Linked DNA regions of Homo sapiens: all the other regions are linked to region 3. The links are chromatin loops, found by intact Hi-C in ENCODE. Cell type or tissue: chondrocyte. All regions are shown on one strand.

Region 1 (2,500 bases), 220 kb before region 3:
GCAGCCACCCTCCAAAGAGGGCCTGGAGGCCGAGGGGGGCGGCCTGCGGGAGACCAAGGAGACGGCCGTGCAGTGCGACGTGGGGGACCTCCAGCCGCCCCCAGCCAAGCCCGCCTCCCCAGCCCAGGTCCAGTCCTCACAGGATGGGGGCTGCCCCAAGGAGGGAAAACCCAAGAAGAAAAAAACCGGGGCCCCACCTGCCCCCAGCTGCAAAGACGGGGCCCAGGGGAAGGACAAGACCAAGGACAAGGGCCGAGGGCGGCCTGTGGAGAAGCCCCGTGCGGACAAGAAGGGCCCGCAGGCCAGCAGCCCCCGGCGCAAGGCAGAGCGGCCGGAAGGGACCAAGAAGAAGCCATCTTCGGCCACTCCTGTGGCCACCTCAGGGAAAGGGAGGCCTGACCGGCCAGCGCGGCGGCCGAGCCCCACAAGCGGGGACTCCCGACCGGCGGCCGGCAGAGGCCCACCCCGCCCCCTCCAGCTGCCCGACAGGAAGAGCACCAAGGCCCCGTCGGGGAAGCTAGTGGAGCGGAAAGCCCGCTCACTAGACGAGGGCGCCTCCCAGGACGCCCCCAAGCTGAAGAAGCGGGCCCTGAGCCACGCCGACCTCTTTGGGGACGAGAGTGAGGACGAGGCCGCAGGGCCAGGGGTGCCGAGCGTGTGGCCCTCTGCCCTCCCCAGCCTCAGCTCGGACTCAGACTCCGACTCAGACTCCAGCCTGGGCTTCCCGGAGGCGCAGGGGCCGCCCAAGCGGCTCAAGGCCTCCCCGCCCCCCTCCCCCGCCCCATCCTCCTCCTCCTCCTCCTCCTCCTCCACCTCCAGCGCGGGGGCGGATGTGGACTACTCGGCCCTGGAGAAGGAGGTGGACTTTGACTCCGACCCCATGGAGGAGTGCCTGCGGATCTTCAACGAGTCCACCAGCGTCAAGACGGAGGACAGAGGCCGGCTGGCCCGGCAGGTGAGGCGCGCGGGTGCTGGGGCTGGGCTCGGGCAGAGGCAGAGCCGAGGGCCTGGTGAGAGACCTTCTATCTGGAGTGGTTTCCAGTTGGCTCGGAGGCACGGGGTGGAGGCAGCTCCTCAGTGCTGGTCCCTGAGCCCGTTGAAATCTCAGGAGCTCAGGAGCACCCGGGCAGCCCTGTTGCTCCTGTTGCCCCTCACCCACCCAGAGGTCACTGGCCCGTGGCCACCAGCCAGGCTTCTGTGGCCACGTGCACACGGTCTGTTCCCACTGACTGGCAGGGGGATATTGGCCCACCCACCCACCTCAGGGGAATCCACCTCCGGCACACCCTTCTAGCCCCTCTCCCCTCGCCTCCCCTTTCCTCCCTTCCCCCTCTCTTCTCCCCTCCTCCCTTCCCCCATCTCTGTCTCTTCTCTTCCAGCTCCTCTGTCTCCTCTCCTTGCCTCCTCCTCATCCCCTCCGGCTCCTTTCTCCTCCCCTCCCTCCTCCCTACTCCCAGCGTGGCGAGCTCTTGCTCTCCTGGGCCAGCCCTGGACCCCTGGGTCTCCTGGCCCCGTGTCCCCAAATTGGCCACCAGGGGGAGCTCACTCCACACAGACTGAGCCCAAGTGCTCAGCCCGCAGCAGCTGGTTCGGCCCAAGGTGGCCTCGCTTTCCCAGTGTGCTTTCATTCTGCAGCCCTGGGGTCTCCAAGCTGGGGCCCTGGGTGCCCAGGAGAGGTAGCCTTGGGCATCTGCAGAACGTGTGACACCTGCCCACCCCTCCGACTGCACCCACACAAAGCCCAGGGACTGTTGGCCCTGAGCCCTCAGCTGCTGTGCCTGGGGGCTGGACTGTTCCATTCCCCACTTGCCGGGGGCAGTTTGAGGTTGGGGTGTGTTGGTGTTGGCAGCGAGGGCAGACCTGTGCTGACGGACGGACATGTGTCTTAGCCCCCCAAGGAAGAGAAGAGTGAGGAGAAGGGGCTTTCGGGTCTGACCACTCTGTTCCCCGGGCAGAAGAGGAGGATCTCCCACCTTTCCAAGCAAGGCCAGGAGGTAAGGTCCGCAGAGGCCAGGCCAGCAGGAGCCTTTTTTTTTTTTTTTTTTAAAGACGAGGTTGGCCTGGTTTGGTGGCTCACGCCTGTAATCCCAGCACTTTGGGAGGCCAAGGCGGGTGGATCACCTGAGGCCAGGAGTTCGAGACCAGCCTGGCCAGCATGGCAAAACCCCATCTGTACTAAAAATACAAAAATTAGCTGGGCATGGTGATGGGTGCCTGTAATACCAGCTACTAGAGAGGCTGAGGCAGGAGAATCGCTTGAACTCAGGAGGCAGAGGTTACAGTGAGCCAAGATTGCACCACTGCACTCCAGCCTGGGTGATAGAGCAAGACTCTGTCTCAAAAAAAAAAAATTATAAAAAAAGGGGGTCTTGCTTTGTCACCCAGGCTGGTCTTCCAACTCCTGACCTCAAGTGATCCTCCTGCCTCGGCTTCCCAGCGTTGGGATTACAGGCGTGAGCCACTGCTCCCAGCTTCATCCCTCTGTTTTCTGTTTGTTTGT
Region 2 (2,500 bases), 67 kb before region 3:
CTGAAGGACGGTTAGGCTTCTGACCTGGTTACCGCGTGCCGGCTGGATACCAGAGATCAGGGTGCAGCCGTGGACCCCAGACACGGCCCTGCCTCCTAAGAGCTCTGCATCTCTTGGGGGCACAGGCAGCAGCTGGGGCTGACTGGGGACCGGACCCAGAAGCCACCACAGCAGGAAGAGGGTGCGGGTGCAGGAGGCTGCAGCCACTGAAGTGGGGGAGATCGAGTGGAGAGCTGGGGGTTGGGGCAGACCAGGGAGAGGCTGACTGGGGGCGACCTGGACCCTTTGGCTGCAGGGATCGGCTCACAGGGCCAGGGGGTTTGGGGCAGTGGAGCTGTGGGAGGGCCCTGGGGTATGTGGGGCCTGACTCAGGGGTGTCCTGTAGGACCCAGTCCATAAGGGGCCATTGCACTCAGGGACGCCAGCATGGGCTGTGGCTGTGAGTGCGCCCACATGCACACACACAAACATGCGCAAGCACACCAGAACACGCAAACACACGCGTTTACCAGGACACACATGTGCAGATACAGCAGGCCGCACATGAGAAGGTGTATGTGTGAACCTTCCTGGCACATACGTGCCCATGCGTGCACATGTATAAACGGGACTGACCATGTACAAACACACCTGAGCTCGTGGCAACGAGCGAACATGTCACAGCCTCTGTGTGCACCCACACGGACATGCCAGCACACGCATGCAAACCTGTGTATAGGAGTGAGCACACATGCTAGAATGCACACGAGCATGCGAGAACACGCATAAGCATGCCCCGTATACATCACGTGTGGCACACCTGAATCTACGTGAACACTGTTCATTCAGAAACACACCAACCACACAGGACCACGTGTGCCTCGGGTCAAAATGCCTGAGCCGGCCAGGCGCGGTGGCTCATGCCTGTCATCCCAGCACCTTGGGAGGCCGAGGTGGGCGGATGACAAGGTCAGGAGTTGGGGACCAGCCTGACCAACATGGTGAAACCCTAGCTCTACTAAAAATACAAAAATTAGCTGGGCGTGGTGGCACGTGCCTGTAGTCCCAGCTACTCTGGAGGCTGAGGCAGGAGAATCGTTTGAACCAGGGAGGTGGAGGTTGCCGTGAGCCGAGATCGCGCCACTGCACCCCAGCCTGAGTGACAGAGCGAGACTCCGTCTCAAAAAAATAAAAATAAAATAAAAATTAAAAAAAGCCCGAGCCGCGAGGCACTGGGGTAGCCGCGGATGCACGTGTGAGCGCGCACGTGGGGAGCGCCCGCGGGTTTCTGGGCTGCGGGCGCGCCCTGGTGGACGCCAGACCCGCTGCAGCTCTGTCCCTGGAAGGGGGTCCCAGTCCCACCTCCCTCGGTCTGGGCGTCACGCAGGGGTAAGAAGGGGACGGGACGGGGACAACACCAGAAGACCCAGGGAAGGCAGCCCGCAGGACCCCCATCATCCAGCTCCCTCCATTCTTCCCATGACGCGCCCGAGTTTGGGGGAGTCTGGCGAAGCTCCGTGTCCCCCACCCCTGGCGTCCCGAGCGGGGGCCGCGGCTTTCCTGAGCCCACCTCCCCCAGCGCAGGGTGGGCTCCGTGGGGTGGGGGCCCCGACGCCCGGGGAGGACCCGCGGCCTTGCCCCATTGGCCACCAGGTGGCAGCACGCGCGCCCGACTGAACCCCAGGACCAGCGAGGCCCCCGCGCCCCACCCCATGCACCCCCGGACCACAGGGAGGGGAGGGGTCTGGGGAGGACCCCGGGGGGCCGTGAGCACCAGCCTCGCCGCTCTATGCCTCGGTTTCCCCACCTCCCAGGGAGAGGGAGAATAACTGAACACACAGGCGTGGTGAAGTCACCAGGAGGGCTTCCCTGGGGAGGTGGGGTTGAAGGAAAAGGCACCAATGGTGAAGAAGAGCAGGCCGGGTACGGGACGCGGCAGGTGCAGAGGGCCGGGGGAGGGCGCGGTGGGGGCGAAGGGAACTGAGTCCTGAGCCTGGGCGGGATTGTGGGGTGGGGTTTGGAGGCAAAGGTCCCAGGTTTCCGATCTGAGCGCAGGAGGTGAGGACAAGGGCAGGATTTAGGGTCTACCTAGGACAGAGAATACAAAGGTTTGTTTTGATTTTTTTTTAAAGTGATATTCTTGGCCGGTAAATATTCTTACTATCCTCAGCCTCGATGGGTAAAATCCAAAGGTTTTAAGATACTCGGAACTTGAATTCACAGCTTTCCAAATATGGGATTCTCAGGATGGAGCCAATTGGAGAAAATTCCAGAATCCCAGTTCCCCTGGCCAATGCCAGCGTTGATGCCCAAATGCAAGAGTGGCAAAGACAGGGCGTGATGGCTCACACTTGTAATCCCAGCACTTTAGGTGGCTGAGGCAGAAGGCTCATTTAAGCCCAGGAGTTCGAGACCAGCCTGAGAAACATAGCAAGACCCCTGTCCTACAAAAATGTATTTATTTATTTATTTTTGAGACGGAGTTTCACTCTGTCGCCCAGACTGGAGTGCAGTAGCGATC
Region 3 (2,500 bases):
TTCCTGTCCTTTCTCTTAATAGTCTCTGTGTCAGCCCCTGCATCCCACTTTTTTAAGTTTCCACCAATGGGAAGAGTCTTATTCAGGTGCTCTCTGATCCCAAGCTCAAAAACCCCAAGCCAACTGGAAAGTTCTACAAACAATGCCCAGGGCCGGGCCCGGTGGCTTACACCTGTAATCCCAGCATTTTGGGAGGCGGATCACTTGAGGTCAGGAATTCAAGACAAGCCTGGCCAACATGGCCAAACCCCATCTCTACTAAAAATACAAAAACTAGCCAGGTGTGGTGGCTCACGCCTGTAGTCCCAGCTACTTGGGAGGCTGAGGCAGGAGAAGCTTGAACCCGGGAAGCGGAGGTTGCAGTGAGCCGAGATCGTGTCATTGCACTCCAGCCTGGGCCACAGAGCGAGACTCCGTCTCAAAAAAAAAAAGAAAGAAAAACAGTGCCCAGACTGTGGTGTCCAAAACCTATTTCCGGCTCCCACCCTGAGTCCTTAACCAGGGATAGGGATGGGTTAGCACCCGCAGTCCCCAGAGAGCTGCAGGCTTGGGGTGTACTGAGGGGCTGACCCCAGGAGGACAGGCCAGGCTGGGCAGAAGAACCCACGGTGTCCATTCCTTATCACGAGGCCTGCAAGTGACGCTGGCGCCCGAGAGACAAATCACGCCCAGTGCCCCGTCTAGGCTATGGCCTTTCCGTTCATGCTGTAAAGGTGCCTGTGGGTCAGGCAGTCCAGGAGGGCTTCCTGAGGGAGGCAACTCTTGAATATGGGGGAAAAGGCACAAAAGTGCAATGGCGGTGTCTGGGAATATGCCCCTCTTCCTTCTGCCCACACCGGCCCGGTGTGCAGGGGGGAGGCTGGAAGCTGGGAGCTGAGTGAGCATGTACGGTGCTGCGCCGGGTTGTGGGAGAGCAGAGGAAGCAGGGACTGGAGAAAGGCGAGCCCAAGCGAGCCTGGTGCGGTGGAAAGCAGGAGGCAGAAAGACCTGCCTGTCATCAGCTAAGAGCATCCAGAGACGTTCACCGAGCAAGGAGCCAGGCCACCCTCTGCTGCCGGAATGAGGAATAACCCAGGCTCGCAAACGGAATCCTGCAAAGAGATTTCCGACAGGGCCTCCAAGCAACGGGCAACGCTGAGGCTCAGGGAAGCACTGCCGCTCGACCAAAGTCCTACAGCGAATCAGGAACAACGCCTGACGCCTCCAAAAGTGGGCTCCAATCCCAGCTCTTCCCCTCTGTGTGACTCTGAGCAAGACCCTTCCCCGCTGGACCTCAGTTTCCTTCATTGTAAATAACGTTCTGGCACATACTAGGCGCACAAAATCACTGGCAGGTAGCCCCGCGGAGCCCAGAAGCACAATCGGCCGCCAGACCACGTGGCCAGAAAGCACCGCCCTAACGCCGCCCACTCCGGACCACTTCTCCGCGGTCGTCCAACCCTCGCCGGAAGTTACTGTAAGTGGCTTCCGGGTCTGCGCGCACAGTGGCGGATGATGTTTTTTTTTCCTCCCCCCCCCCCCGCCCTCCCCGCGCGCGTGCGCGCCGCGGCCGCGCCTGCGCAGTGTAGCCGGGTCAGCTGGACAGGGTCATCCTGAGGGTGCGACTCCGCCGCGATGGTGACCCGGTTCCTGGGCCCACGCTACCGGGAGCTGGTCAAGAACTGGTGAGGACGCCGACCCGCGGCCCCATCCGCGCTCCCGCCTCGGCCCAGCCCCGCGCCGCTGCGTTCCGTATTTGTGCGCGTTTCCGGGGGCCGGGCCGGGCCGGGCCCAGGTCCCTTGTTGTTCCCGGTGACAGAGGGGGAAACTGAGGCCGAGAGGCGGAGCGGCGCGTCCCGGCGTGAACGGGACGTGACGGACCCAAGGCCAAACCCCAGCATGCCCGGCTCCGCGGCTAGGCCGCTCCAAGCCTCAGTTTCCCCATCTCTACCGGGGGATCCGAATGGTGACCCCCTGGACGGAAGCGCCCAGAAGGTGCCGAGTCCCGATCCCCAGCCCAGCACTCGCGGCATCTTCGGCCTTTGCCACTATTTTGGTTTTTATGATTTTTAACAAGGAGCGTGAAAGCTTCAGCTGCGCCTGAGCCCACGTGGGCAGCGGGACGGCATAGGGGTGGCCCCCATAGAAGCCGGGCTGGGGGTGGCCTCCGTAGGGTTGTCTGGTGTTTCCACGTGGGGTGCTAAGAAGCAAGGCCTGGCTGGGTGCGGTGGCTCCCGCCTGTGATCCCAGCGCTTTGTGAGGCCGAGGCAGGTGGATCACCTGAGGTCAGGAGTTCGAGACCAGCCTGGCCAACGTGGTGAAACCCGCGTCTCTACTAAAAATGCAAAAATTAGCCAGGCGTGGTGGCGGGTGCCTCTAATCCCAGCTACTCGGGAGGCTGAGGAAGGAGAATCGCTTGAACCCGGGAGGAGGAGGTTGCAGTGAGCTGAGATTGCGCCATTGCACTCCAGCCTGGGTGACAGAATGAGACTGTGTCCCAAAAAGAGAAAAGAAAAAAAAA

What was found. A loop is a pair of places that touch in the nucleus more often than their neighbours do. Peaks named below come from ENCODE experiments on the same cell type or tissue, not always from the same donor. Only the 100,000 strongest peaks of a DNase experiment are listed, where the experiment ranks them.
Region 1: it touches region 3 in a loop (5-fold over the local background); 10 of 110 quality-filtered maps call a loop at or near these places.
Region 2: a loop joins it to region 3, with 5 times the contacts of the local background. A loop is called at or near these places in 31 of 110 quality-filtered maps.

Annotation. Positions count from the first base shown.
Region 1 is chr19:1,825,333-1,827,832 of GRCh38, reverse strand. REXO1 (RNA exonuclease 1 homolog) reads left to right here. Exons shown (of 16, transcript NM_020695.4): 2 at 1-955; 3 at 1,890-1,994. Among named protein-coding and RNA genes, the nearest start is that of MIR1909, 10 kb to the right of the region's middle. RefSeq lists a silencer at 490-625. In chondrocyte, CTCF peaks have their summits at 1,258 and 1,533 (motif pointing right); no DNase peak of the experiment used is centred here.
Region 2 is chr19:1,671,273-1,673,772 of GRCh38, reverse strand. No RefSeq gene overlaps it. Among named protein-coding and RNA genes, the nearest start is that of TCF3, 20 kb to the right of the region's middle. RefSeq lists an enhancer at 872-1,399 and a silencer at 1,224-1,923. In chondrocyte, a CTCF peak has its summit at 1,488; a DNase peak (open chromatin) is centred at 214.
Region 3 is chr19:1,604,524-1,607,023 of GRCh38, reverse strand. It overlaps UQCR11 (ubiquinol-cytochrome c reductase, complex III subunit XI), which reads left to right and starts at 1,562. Exons shown (of 3, transcript NM_006830.4): 1 at 1,562-1,664. The coding sequence starts at 1,615. RefSeq lists enhancers at 1-606, 1,062-1,371 and silencers at 1,432-1,691, 1,742-1,811. In chondrocyte, a CTCF peak has its summit at 1,055 (motif pointing left); a DNase peak (open chromatin) is centred at 1,446.